2 separate regions of the Homo sapiens genome follow, and region 1 is linked to region 2. A link is a contact called in ENCODE Hi-C or POLR2A ChIA-PET data. All regions are on one chromosome and are shown on one strand. The core of a region is the stretch at or near the end of the contact, and the rest is flanking DNA. Distances in the headings are between cores, read along the strand shown.

Region 1 (2,700 bases), core at 56-2,555, 66 kb before region 2:
GACTGAGTTTGGAGGCCTCAGTGCTTGGCTGGCAAGAGCAGCCACCTGGGGACACGGTGATTAATTCAGCATCAGAATGCAAGCGTGGGAGTTTCCAGGAACACTGAGGTTCAGGTCTGGGGGCGGAAGAGAAAAGCAGCTCATTCTCAGAAAGCACTGAGAGGCCGGGCCCTGTGGCTCATGCCTGTAATCCCAGTGCTTTGGGAGGCTGAGGCAGGATTGCTTGAGGCCAGAAGTTCAAGACCAGCCTGGGCAACACAGCAAGACCCCGTCTCTAGAGAACATTTAAAAACTAGCTGTGCGCAGTGGTGCATACCTGCAGTCCCAGCTACCCTGGAGGCTGAGGCGGGAGGATGCTTGAGCCCAGGAGTTGTGGGCTACAATGAGCCGTGATGGCTGCACTGCACTCCAGCCTGGGTGACAGAACGAGACCTCGTCTCTAAAGTAAATACATAAAACCTAAAAACAACGGCCGGTTGTGGTGGCTCACACCTATAATTCTAGCACTTTGGGAGGCTGAGGTGGGCAGATCACAAGATGAGGAGTTCGAGACCAGCCTGGCCAACATGGTGAAACCCCGTCTTACTAGAAATAAAAAAATTAGCTGCGTGTGGTGCTGGGCGCCTGTAGTCCCAGCTCCTCAGGAGGCTGAGGCAGGAGAATGGCATGAACCCAGGAGGCGGAGGTTGCAATGAGCCGAGATCTTGCCACTGCACTCCAGCCCGGGCGACAGAGACTCCGCCTCAAAGAAAAAAAACAAGGAGAGCCCTGCAGGCCCCTCCTTAGGCTGGCCTCAGAGGTCTTCAGTGGCCAGAGGGTGTGAGGATCTGCGGGACGTGCCGACTGGGGCAGCCCCCACCACACCCTGGGATGCACCCTGGCTGGGACCAGTCTCCAAATTCCCCTGCATCCGTCTCAGGCTGGAAAACTCTCCAACAAAGTTGCCTCCAGTCACTGGATGGGAAGCGGCCTCTCAGCTGAGCCGGACCCTCTCTCCTTCAGCTGGTGCTGCAGTGACTCCAAGTGACCAGTGACACCAGGTGTGGCAGCTGCGCACAGCCTTTATCGTGCCGCACTCAAGGGCCCCGGGAAGGGAACCCAGGCAGGGCCCAGTGCCATGGTGGTCTCCACTTCGCCGTGGAGAGAACGGCCAGGTGACCCAACCACAGCGAGGCCTTCAGTGTGTTCCTCACTTCCACCTGTGGCGGTCGCTTCTGGCTGTCACCCTGAGCACATCCATGTGGCCTCTTGGAGTGGCCTCTCCACGTGGCCTAGGCTTCCTGGCAACGCAGCCGCCTCAGGGCAGTGTGACTTCCTGATGGTGGTGACTCAGGACAACAAAAGCGAGAGGCCCTGAGAGTCAGGCGGGCACCACAGGGCCTTGCTGAGGCAGCCGGGGACTCCCGCTCCCTCTGCTGACACCATTGGTGGCCAGTGAGTCAGAGGCAGAGGTGCCAGAGACCCCGCCCGAAGGGAGGAGATCTGAGAGCCTGCAGCCACAGGCTCCTCCAGGACTCGAGCACCGGGGCCGCACAGAGAGCCCTTTCTCTCCTGGGCAGGCCAGGCGGGGATCCCCCAGCGCCCTAACCTGCTCTGTGACCACGGCAATGTGGCCTTGGGGATGTGCCCTGCCTCTCTGGGTTCCAGTGCAGGACTCAGGGCTGGCCACCTGAGAAGCATCTCTAGGACATTCCAAAGCCTGGAACAGGGACAGCATTGTGGCCCTGCTCTGGAAGGCTGCGTGGAAGCCAAGAAGTTGTCCTGGCCTGTCCTGGAGGTGCCTTTGCCCTTGCTTCCTGTCCTTGTCCCCAGGGGCTGCACCCATCCTACTGACTCTGCCAGCAGTGCCAGCCTGGTCCCAGGCACCCTGGAGCTGCTCCATCCCCATTGGGGGCCAAGAGCTGCCGGCCCACACCAGAGGCCCCGGCCACACAGGAGCCACGGGACAGCCGGAAGGGAAGCCAGGAGGCCTTGCTTGGGGAGCTGGGCACACGCCTGGCCTCCCCGTGATGCTCCCCTGGACGACACACGCACGCACACATGCACGCCTGTGCATGCACACAGAGCACACATGCACACACACGCACACCTGTGCATGCAGAGCACACGCACACACACACAAACCTGTGCATGCACACAGCATACACGCATGCACGCCTATGCATGCAGAGCACACATGCACACACATGCACGCCTGTGCATGCACACAGCACACATGCACACACCTGTGCATGCACACACACACATACATGCCTCTGCATGCACACAGCACACACGCACACCTGTGCACGCAGAGCACACACGCACACACACGCACGCCTCTGCATGCAGAGAGCACACACACACACATGCACGCCTGTGCATGCACACAGAGCACACACGCACACCACACCACCACACACACACTTCAAAAACCACACACGGGCGACGCCGCAGGCAGAGTGTACCACAGCCCCGCAGCTGCCACCCCTGCCCTCTGGGAGAGTCCGCTTCCGAGCTCACTTCGAGGAGGATCTTTCTGGCGACAGAGCCAGTGCTGTGGGCGGGAAGGCCCCACCTGACCACACCTCCTGCTCTGTGGCACCTGTGTCCCCGCCACCCCCCAGCCCGAGTAAAATCATTTCTCTAGACTCTGCGGCTGGGCCCTGGAAGTCAGGCTCTCCCCGACCTGCCAGGGCAGTGCCTGCTGCGGCGGAGCCT
Region 2 (2,700 bases), core at 161-2,660:
CCAGTGGCATCCAGCCCTTGGGCTGTGATGGGCAGGGGAGCAGGGGCAGCCTGATGCCCAACCCAGGGGGACGGCAGGGCAGACACAGTCCTGAGCCCCTGTGTGCAAAGTAAGTGGGGGACACCGATCTAAACATACGAGTTCAGGCCATGGTGGCTCACGCCTGTAATCCCAGCGCTTTGGGAGGCTGAGGTGGGCAGATTGCTTGAGCTCAGGTGTTCGAGACCAGCCCGGGAAACATAGTGAGACCCCCCATCTCTACCAAAAATTAAAAAAAAAAAATTGGCCAGGTGTGGTGGTGCACACTTGTGGTCTCAGCTACTTAGGAGGCTGAGGTGGGAGAATCGCTTGAGTCCCGGAGATGGAGATTGCAGTGAGCTGCACTGCACAAGCCACTGCACTCCAGCCTGGCGACAGAGTAAGACCGGTCTGGAAAAATAAAATACAAACACGGGTTCTTGGAAAACCAGGACGAGGGCTGTGAACAAGGACGTTGCTGGAGTTGTGAGTGCGCTGTCACGTGAACAAGAGGCACCACTCGCCCTGTCCGAAGAGGCTCCCTGCTGGGGCGGCCACGACAAAAGGGAAGGTGTTCTCGGCACAGGGGTCGGGGTGGCCAAGACCACATGGCAGAGACCCGGCAGAGGACCAGACAGGATGGAGCGGGGTCTGGCGGGGAACAGAGCTGGGGGTCTTGAGCAAGGGGAGACCCCATGGGGTAAGGGAAGCTCACCAGAAAAGAACAGAACACCCACCTAAGTTTCTATTTTAAATAAACAATGAATTTTTAAAATAGAAATATGCCCCCAAATTGGATGGGTCATACACTAGAGATTGATTTGTTGTTAGTATGAAATGAGAATTTCACTGGGTGTTAAGTATTCTTATGTATTCCCTCTGGCCACCCTACCCAGAGGGTGAGGGACAGACCCTTGGAGCTCAACTGGCCACAGGGAAGACCCCTGCCACGGCTCACCCCTGCCCTGGGGGTCCTGATGTTCCCACCTAGGGCAGCCACCTCCCTCTGGGATCTCCCGGCTCTTTCATCCCAAGGTCCTTTCTTGGAGGTGACAAAGAGGGGCAGAGGAAAGCGCTGAGCCTGGCCCCACGCCAGGGCCCCCTTCCTGGAGGAAGGCAGGGCTTTACCTTGGTTGGCCCGGCTCCCAGGTGGCAGGTGGCCCCTGGCTAGACGCTCTGAAGGCCCCTGACACTTCCAGCATCCCAGCCTCCTGCCCAGGCTAGGGGTGCTCCTGCCTTGCTGGGCACCTGCAGGGCCTTAGGCTAGGCACAGAGAGGCCATGCGGCTCCCGGGGCAGCCCAGCCCTCGGCCAGGCCACCCGCCTGCACTGAGGCCTCTCTGCTCCCCGGAGCGGATGATAAATGTCTGCCAAGCAGTGATTACAAACAGTGCAGCTGCCGGTTACAGGAACTGTGGCCGGGCGGGCGTGGCTCTGCCGGCAGTTGCGAGGGCTCAGGCTTCGTCCGGTGTGGAGACTTGACTGCCCCCCTTCTTTTTCTGGAGGGACAAAAAGACCAGATTTATCGTGGCCATAAGAAATCGTCTGAGCACTTAGCAGCTTCCCGCCCCTGGTTTGAGGGGAAGTTGGGGCTGTGGGGGCTGAGATGGGCTGGCCTGCGGGGAGTGGGGGCTGGCCAGCTCCCAGAATCCCCCTTCCCGAGGCTGCTCCACCCACCAGGAGCACAGGGAGGCTGCTGCTGGGGGAGGGGCTGTGGCCGGGAAGTGCCCCCGCCCCCTTTCCCCACTGCCCTCGCTCAGCGAGGCTTTTCTCCTGGGAGAGACGGAAGAAGCCCCGACCAGCCAGGACAGGCTGGGGATTTAGGCCTCAAGGTTGTCCTTGAGGCCCAGGATGTCCAGCGGCAGCAGGCTCCCCTCCCGGGCCAGCCTCTGCCCTGCAGATGGGTGTCCCCTCTCCCAGCCCGGTCCTGTAAGAGTGGCCTGGGCCACATGGCTTCTCCCCTCTGAGCCTTGGTTTCCTTTCCTGCAAAATGGACAAAACGGGTGGATTCCAGGGCATCTGCCAGGCCGCCGAGGACAGCTCCCGGCCGTGGGGGGCTCACCCCGCAGGAGCCACTGTGATGTCCTGCCCCTCACTGGCCTCCTGGGCCCTGAGGAAGGAACGGAGGGGCAGGCTCTGGAGCTTGAGGGTGTGGGCCTCGGGGGCTTTGGGTAGACAAGCTGCCACACGCCTTCAGTGGAAATCGCAGCCATCGGAGCTGTAGGTGATCAGACTCCAATATTCAAAATAATCGGCGGGCCTGAATTTCCATACAATAACTGTCTTATTAAATCTAAATTTAATGTGTATTTGGAATCCTTAATTTAAAGTGTTACTGCACCCACCATCTGCTCCACTCTCTAAATACAAAAGCAGCCAGCACATAACTCAGTGCGGCAGCGGAAAAGCGCGGTCCCGGGAGCGGCGCGCGCCACTACTGCTGCTGCGGGTCTGCCTGGCCTGGCCGGCTCTCCGAGGGCACCAGTGACCCAGGCACTGCAGAGCCAGGCGGGAGAGGTGTCTGCTCCTGACCCAGCCTTCAAGGCTGCAGGAGCTCTGTGGCTGCCTGGCCCTCCTCCCTTCCCGGTGGGGCTCTGGTAGGCCTGGGCTCTGAGCATCGCGCCTGGGTTCGGGCCATGCCGCTGCCTGCCCGCCCTTCCCTCTTGTGTCCTGGACACCCTGC

The links. A loop is a pair of places that touch in the nucleus more often than their neighbours do. ChIA-PET counts read pairs that join two places held with the same protein, here RNA polymerase II (POLR2A). Pooled maps may share reads with other maps.
Region 1: a pooled map shows a loop between it and region 2 (2.2-fold over the local background). The contact joins two enhancer-like sites. A Hi-C loop is called at or near these places in 2 of 50 pooled maps. POLR2A ChIA-PET finds 5 or more read pairs at or near these places in 2 of 52 experiments (AG04450 and activated T-cell).

The regions. Positions count from the first base shown.
Region 1 is chr9:135,925,671-135,928,370 of GRCh38, forward strand. No RefSeq gene overlaps it. Among named protein-coding and RNA genes, the nearest start is that of CAMSAP1-DT, 19 kb to the left of the region's middle. RefSeq lists enhancers at 125-204, 1,241-1,290. Within about 2 kb of position 1,306, at least 8 of the 41 ENCODE cell types and tissues checked have a DNase peak (open chromatin) inside an H3K27ac peak, as active enhancers do.
Region 2 is chr9:135,991,446-135,994,145 of GRCh38, forward strand. No RefSeq gene overlaps it. Among named protein-coding and RNA genes, the nearest start is that of UBAC1, 31 kb to the left of the region's middle. RefSeq lists enhancers at 1-158, 836-1,513, 1,474-1,533, 1,514-2,191. Within about 2 kb of position 1,411, at least 34 of the 41 ENCODE cell types and tissues checked have a DNase peak (open chromatin) inside an H3K27ac peak, as active enhancers do.